Regions from separate parts of the Mus musculus genome. Here region 1 is linked to region 2. The links are chromatin contacts, found by Hi-C or POLR2A ChIA-PET in ENCODE. All regions are on one chromosome and are shown on one strand. Each heading gives the region's core, a stretch centred on a gene start or an enhancer-like site at or near the end of the contact. The rest is flanking DNA. Distances are from core to core; before and after follow the strand shown. Region 1 holds the start of Shtn1 (shootin 1). Region 2 holds the start of Eno4 (enolase 4).

What was found. A loop is a pair of places that touch in the nucleus more often than their neighbours do. ChIA-PET counts read pairs that join two places held with the same protein, here RNA polymerase II (POLR2A).
Region 1: a loop to region 2 is called in a map of left cerebral cortex, with 2.4 times the contacts of the local background. The contact joins the promoter of Shtn1 here to the promoter of Eno4 in region 2. A Hi-C loop is called at or near these places in 1 of 37 maps with a recorded cell type or tissue (left cerebral cortex). POLR2A ChIA-PET finds 5 or more read pairs at or near these places in 1 of 5 experiments (Patski).

Annotation. Positions count from the first base shown.
Region 1 is chr19:59,074,654-59,078,488 of GRCm38, reverse strand. Shtn1 (shootin 1) reads left to right here and starts at 2,420. Exons shown (of 17, transcript NM_001114312.1): 1 at 2,420-3,034. The coding sequence starts at 2,977.
Region 2 is chr19:58,941,544-58,945,482 of GRCm38, reverse strand. It overlaps Eno4 (enolase 4), which reads right to left and starts at 2,058. Exons shown (of 14, transcript NM_178689.4): 1 at 1,862-2,058. The coding sequence starts at 2,026. It also overlaps a transcript of Hspa12a not described here.

The DNA.
Region 1 (3,835 bases), core at 1,171-3,670, 130 kb before region 2:
ATATTCATGCCATATAAATAAGTCATTGTAACAGAAGCTCTGTATCCCAAGAAGTAAATCTAATAGTTAGCCTAATAATTCATAGCATGGCCTCAGGATAATAGGGCTTTGTTTTTCAGGTGGCTATTTTAATTCAAAGAGGGTACATGGAATTCATTTCAATGAGCCACCGATTCACTGTGAGGCCAAAACATTTCAATTTGAGACTCTCAAACTCCCCAGACATCATACTGTTGTTGGAATTGACAATTCTATCAGCCATTTAAAAGAGTGGAGATTTGTAAACCAATCTAAATATCAACAGGACATCCTGCTTCCCTGTGATGGAGCTGGAGAAGGTACTTCTGGTTCCTTGGGTTTGGTCATAGGCTAACAAGCTTCATGGCTGCCTTACAAAGCTAGGTAGTTATTTCTGATCACTTGAATCTCCTCTCTCTCTCTCTCTGTGTGTGTGTGTGTGTGTGTGTGTTTCTAGAAATAAATTATCATTCATTTCACAAAACACCTGGTGGCAGCCCATCCTCATATGGTCATGCAATTGGCTAAAAACTCGCATATCTCCTACCTTTCAAGTCCTAGGACTAAAAAGGTAACCCCAGGAGAAAGACCATGTGGTTATCTTTTGGGATCATTGAAGGAGCTCTAACTACCCCAGGCATGTTAACATGTCAAGCATGGCTCTGGCAAGCCTTGCCCTTCTCTTCTATTCCCCCTGTCTTGGCTAAAAACCATTAGATTACATTGCTAAAACTAACCATCAAAATCTATTCCCTTATTTGGCCACTCCCTCCTCCTGAGGCTGACTACCAAGGTTCAGCAATCTAAGTGTTGAAGTCCGGGAAACAAAAGCCCCTTTGACTCACCTAATTAACATGCCCAATTAAAATTAAACACCTCATCCTAACATAGGGTTTCTCCCCTTACCTTATATAAACCACCATTTTCCTATGGGCCATGTCTGGCTCCCATCTAGAGGCTGTCCTTTGTCTTTCTAGGACAAATACCATGTCCCCTCCTCCCTTGTTCCCTTTTCCTTCTCCCTCATCCTCTATCTCCTGTCTTTGTTTCTTACTCCTTGACCTTTGTCCTTTTGGGGCAAATCTTTGGGCAGAGAACTTGGTCTTGTGTGTCCTGAGCCTATACCAATCTTTATGATCATCACTGTAGCTGACTGGAAAATATTTTGAACTTATGAAACATTCTTATGAAACATTCCAGGAAGGACCAAATAGCAAAATCCCCACACTGAAATAATTTCATAAAGTTCCATCTTTCATTCTTTTTACTTAGAAATCCACACTGCCACCTCAGGCCACCCGAACAGTTAAACTATGCATTCTAAACCACTGCCATTTCTTAAAAGGGAATAGCCGATTCTGATTTTTCAACGGTCACCACGAGATGGTATGAATAATGAGTACCAGAAAGATACTGGTAATAGGATCTATGGGAATATCAATACACGTCTCCTGGCAGGGCCACTACCAGCCGAGTTGGGGCGTTTGCCTAAATTGAGACGCAAGGAATGAAGAGCTGGTGTTCTATATGAGTTTAGAGAGGATGAAGAAAACGAGGGCTGTGCAGAAGGCTCACTTAACCCGGATTTATCTGGAGCGCTTAATGATTGGAATAAAGAACTGTGCTTTTCTCAACTTGTTATTAGCAACCATAACACCTGTAATCATAAAAAACAAAAAATCCTCTGCGCAGAGCAGGCGGCATACCTATCCATTCGGTCCACCTTATTGGAGGTGGACCGGATGGATTGTGGGGCCTTAGCGCATGCTAGACAAGCACTTCTATTTTTTAGATTTGATGTTGTGGTCAAATTCCTCTCCCTGTTCAATTTTTTAAATTCTAAAAGAGTATGCTTTATTATTTCCATTCTTTAGACCAATTCCAGAGCTTGGGAGAGTCAAGCAAATGTTAGGAGAACTAGAGTTGGAGAATGCAAGCCTGCCTAGATATGTTTGCCCAGGTCTACCCCAGAGTTGGGTGTAAATGCCACCGAGGGTCCTTAAGAGAGGCAAGGACTGTCTTCAGTCCTTACACAGGAGGCTCCCTGTCATGCAACAAAGTGACCTTGGGTATTCAGAGTGCAGTGCCAGCCTCCCCAAGATGCAAGATCCTCCCACCGGAACCAGATGACCTTCCCTGCAGTTCTGGCCTGGTGAGGCACTTGGAGGCAGGGCCCAGGTTCTGACTCTGGCCTCTTCACACACGCTGGAACTGCGATCAGACTGCCACGCCCCCATCACCTCTTCTCTCTCTCTCTCTCTCTCTCTCTCTCTCTCTCTCTCTCTCTCTCTCTCTCTCTCTCTCTCTCTCTCCCTCCCTCCCTCCCTCCCTCCCTCCCTCCCTCAGACTGCTACCCACTACCCCCTACTCCTCAAGACTGCGGTGACTCAATTAGCCAGACAGACTGCAAACATGCACTTGCTTGGTGGACAGGTGCATGGTGTAGAACAGAGGGTTTTCCAGCCCTGGCTCCAATGAGCAGTGACTGAGAACTAGGATAGGAGCCTGGTCCTCTGGGGTCCGTCCGGTCCTGCTCAGATCCGCTGTCCAGCTCTAGGGTGGCGGACCTGGGGAACCCGGGTCGAGTCTCCATGGTGCGCGCCTCGGGTGGAAAGCCTGGCGCAGCGGCGGCCTTAGCAGAACCGCATACAGCCACCTGGGAGGATCGCAGGCGCCCCAGGGCCGTGACACTTCACCCGCCTCCAGCGGCCCACGCCCCTACCGGGCCAGGCGCCCAGACCCGCCCGCCGCAGGTGGGGCAGCCAGGGCCCGCGAGTAGGTGCGTGGGATGATCTCACCGCGTGCGGCGCGCCAGGAGGAGGAGGAGCGGGAGCGATCCCAACTTCCGGGTAGTGCAGCCGCACGCCGCGCCACCGGCATCTTGCTTTCTGCTCCCCCTCCCCCGTGTCCCCCTCGCCTCTCCCTCCTTGCCTTTTATCCCCAGCCCCACCCGCCAAAATGAACAGCTCGGACGAGGAGAAGCAGCTGCAGCTCATCACCAGCTTGAAGGAGCAAGGTAGGTGGGCCGGCTGCCGCAGGTGCCCAGCAGCGGCCTCGGGCGGGACAGCTCTGGGCGCAGCCGCAGGTGCCAGCCGTGGCCAAGGGACCGTGAGGCCGCCGCGGTCACCCCGCATCCCCAAGCGCCATGGGGTGCAGCGCCCTGGGCGGAGGAGCTGCAGCGTCTTCCCGCAGTGGGATCGCGCGCCCTGCAGGACTAGGGCGCGCGACCCGGGCAAAGGGACACGCGTCGGGCGTGGACAGGGTCAGGGCACGCACCTCAGTCCACGCGGGAGTAGCGAGCCGGGTAGGGTAGGATCGCTGGGCGCCGGGTAGTGGCTCAGTTGGCCTGGCTCCTAGCTGAGGCCGCACCCTTGCACACTTTGGCGTTCCTGGGCCTGCAGCGTTCCCTTCTTTTGGGTTCGGTCTAGTTCCTTTTTCTTTACCCAGCTGGGATTTTTCAGGGAACCGATGTGTTCTTATCACTTCCCATTTTTAGCAATTTATTAGTCAGTGAGTCGACACCCTGCCTGTGTGGGGCTTAATGAGGAAGCGGGGCTGGGGCTGGAAATCCAGGCCGTTTTGCATGCTTTTCTCTACCGCTTGGTAGCTAATGATTGCCATCAGAACATTTGTGAACAAAGCAAGATCCTAGAGACAGTTAATCTGACACACTTTAAAAATACCACGACTAATTATCCTGTTCAAAGTGTGGTTTGAGAATATGGGTCAAGAAAGAGGAACTGCACAGGTTTAGGAGGTAAAAGGTCATGCATGCTCTTTGCTGCAGGACTTGCTAACATTGGAAGGGCCCTGCTCA
Region 2 (3,939 bases), core at 809-3,308:
CAAGGCCAGACACATTGAATTTCCTACAAAACATCTCCACATGTGTCCTCCTTCCTGGATCTGGGTTAGCCCCACAGCTCTGCTGGGACAGCATGTCTCATTAGAAACCCTGAGACCTTTTTTTTGTTGTTGTTTGATTTTTGTTTTTAGAGACAGGGTTTCCTCTGTGTAGCCCTGGCTGTCCTGGAACTTACTTTGTAGACCAGGCTGGCCTCGAACTCAGAAATCCGTCTGCCTCTGCCTCCCAACTGCTGGGATTAAAGGGGTGTGCCACCATGCCCGAGACCTTTCTTAACCCACAGACTTGGTATCTCTCTCCAGCAAGCTTTTCTATGGCAAGCCGACTGACTGACTCCCTAATCCTTCTTCTCAAGTTGTGGAAGTCATTGGTCTTTATACTGTGACATATTCAGATTTTAAAAATCCGAAGGGGATAATTTTTATCCCTGCCCACCCCCAGGCAGACATCTGGCTTGTCAACAGTGAAAACCGTGTTCCCCTCACCAACCATCAGCTGATGCACAGTGACACCTAACTCCAACAGGCCTCTTGGGAAGCTTAGTAATTGCAATTTCCTTTAAGTGGCAGAGCAGAAATCACTTGGAAGGGATCCAAGATTGACTTCTGAGCGCTGTGCCTACTATGGGCGCTGACACCCTTGGGCAGGTTGACCAGGGTTGTCCAAGAAAGCAGGCTGAGCAAGCCATGAGAAGCAAACCAGTAGGCAGCATTTTTTTTCTTCCTATAGCCTCTGCTGCATTTCCTGCCCAGACTTCCCTCAGTGATGGGCTGTGGCATGGAAATGTAAACCAAATAAACAAGTTCCTAAGTTGCTTTTGGTCAGAATGTTGTAGCAAAGGATAGAAAGCAAATGGGGCCGCCCCTAACTAAGGTATGGGAGTTCCCAAAGAGCTGTACAAACCAGTGCCAGGCTGCCTAACAGACTAGGAAGAGACAGGGTGAGGTGTCCTTTTAGACAACGAGTTAACAGTTCCTTCAGCAAGAGAGAGAGGGATTGAAATCTTTATAAGGCCTTCACTCACCTATTCCACAAAAAGTCTATAATTGTCCCTTTGTCCCACAGTGCAGGGGTAGGGGTGAGGGTGGGGGTACTAGTTAAAGCCCTGAGGCCCAAGTTCTTTATTTAAAAAAGGGAGGGTTGTTTGTTTGTTTTAAATCTTGCAGAGCTTTTAGAGACGAAGACAACGAGTGGTAGGTACCCCAACTCCTTTCCAAGTCACATCTGATGCACAGGAATCCCCCTCCTCAGCAGCCAACCATTAGGTAACTCAAAGGATTACTGTAGGATGGCCCTAGGAGAGCTCAAGGACACTCAGTCAACAACGGAGAAGGGCCTCCGAGTGAAATCTGCATTTTGGCAGTCACTGGCCCGAGACGTTGGGTACCTAGCCAATGCAGGGTGCGTGAGGTTTTCACACCTGGGAGCTTAGACTTGGAATCTGAGACATCAGGGGGGAGTGGAAGCCAAAGGAATGGGACCCGGGGTGGGCTGCAGCCAAGTCCCTGGCATTCGTTTCGTGGTCCAGCTTGCGTCCCCGCCCGCAGGTAAGGTAAGTTCAGCGTCAGGTCTGTGGTTTAGAAAACCAACGGCAGGTGAGCTCCTTGGATAGAAAAGAAGCTCGCCAGTCTCGGAGCAGACCTGAGCTACAGACCCATTCAGGGTCCTCTTGTCAACTCTCCGCATCCTCCCCGCGCAGCACGCTCGCCCTGCTCTCAGCTGGGCATCCCCTAACCCTTCTGCCCAGCAGCGCGCAGGCGCGACTCCGTTGCGCAGGCGCAGACGCATCGCGCTGCCGCAGCGTGGGCCAGAGGGAGGAGGGAGCTCCCCGCGCGTCCCTACCAGGTGCCCGTAGACATCCGCAGGCTGGAGGTAGAAGGTGGAGTTGAGCAGATCTTCCAGCTTGCGCGGGACGTCGTTCTCCTGGTAGTACGCCATCGCCTGCTGCTTCAGCTTCTGCAGGTCCCTAGTGATCCCGCCTCTGCGGCCGCCGTCTTCATCTCCCATGGTAGGAGACTTAGGGCTACAGCGGGGTTTTGCCAGGGGGCCCGCCAGCGTCCTTTTGTCGCTAGGCAACGCAACGAGATCACGACCCCTAGATCTCGCGAGGCTTCCTTCCCTTGGTGGACCGAGACTCAAGCTTTCCGTTCGGGACCCATCGTTGTCCCGTCCGCACTTCGCCTTTCTTCAATGCTTCGCTCTTAGTGCTCTCTCGTCCCCGTTTGTCACTGTTCCTCGGACAGTTTTGCAGACGGGGAGGCATTTAACGATTGTTTGAGTTCGTTTTGCAGAAGCTGGGGAGCGGTACCCGCCACTTCAACTCTTGCAGTTAACGAGGGAGAGGGATGCAAGAGCCCAGGGTGCCCTTCCTGAGCCGTGGAGGTCCTGGGCATGCATCCCTTCCAACCCACGCACTGTGCTTGCTGCACGCCTCGTGATGCTCTCTCTCAGAAAGCTCCCTTTGGGGGAGATTACTGAGAGTGAAACCCAGTGTAGGAAGTAAGACTGATGATGCTTTGGAGAGACCCAGGGCGAGGTGGAGGCCATGCAAAACGCAGCCCATGAGAAAGTCCTTGGGTCATGGTCTGTAGCAGCGGGCTGCCTGTTTACTGTGACAGTTAGGTACCAGACGCAATGATAGAACTTATTTCTGTGCTCGTTACTTGGATGGTGCAGGACGATCCAAGTAATGGATAGGAGTGGGCCGAGACAGACAGGGTGTTTTCGTGTTTTTTTTTTTTTATTGTTGCCTGTTTTATGTTCCCAACAGAAAGCAGGTTGCTTAAAAGACTTGTGCCTTCATTGCTCATCTGGAAAACGTAATCTTACCTGCTCTGTCCGCTGGACAATCACTTAAAATAACCCCGAGTGCGAAGAGGCATTTGGGAACAGTTGTTTTCCATAAATGTACTGTTGGATGTAGGTGGATAAAATACCTGATTCTGTAAGTACGCTTATATAACCGAGACCCATTCCTCCCTGCTCTGGACTCTCTTTGAGGACGATTTCCTTTCTGTGGTGTGATGGGTCATCACACACTTGCCCTCCCCTCTGGCTGGCTGCAAGTCCTTGGATGGTGGAAGCAGAGACTTAGTCATCTCCTTGTCCATCGCAGAGCTGAGCGCTCACAGCTGGGATTTTAGTGCACCTTTGTTTAAAAACGAGCCCACAATGTTGCCATTGCTTTTATTCCTGGGTGTGGCCGTCCTCATACCAACCCGCCTCCTGTGGAAGGTACCTCCTTCGCCCATCCTGTGAAGGTTGAGTTTTGTGTCTTAAGAAAAGCTGTGCTTCACATTCTCACCCCCCCAGCAGACTGCTCTTTCTACTGATCTCCTTGCCCACTTGAAACCTGGACCACAGACGTGAGCCCTCATCTTTTAGGGCTGACCCATTTGACTTTCTTCTTTTTCATTCTTCTGTGCTCAGCATGAATCTCTGGGCCTACCACCTGGATGCAGCCACTGAACTATATCTCCAGACCTCATTTAATTTTCTTTTCCTTTTTTTTTTTTTTTTCTAGTTTGTGACTTGGTTTTATGTATCTTAGGATGGCCTCAGACTGGCTGTGTAGTGGAGGCTGACTTTGAACTTCTGACCCTTCTGCTTCTATCTCTGGAGTTCTGAGTTAACAGGCGTGAGCAACCGTGCCTAGTTAACGCAGTGCTAGGGGTAGAACCCTGGTCTTCATGCATGCCAGGCAAGCACTTCACCAGCTGAGCTATAACCCCAGCCCTCATTTAATATTTTAATGGAAGACTGGAAGTATTTGGGCTGAGACCACTATGCAATGGGTTCTTCGCTCTCTAACCCACTGTCCTCTATGTCCCATGAGGACAGGGTTTGTGTGTCTTGTTCAGTACTGCACTTATGGCATCAGTATATTCCTTTATAGATTAGATGTTCAGTAAACAGTTACT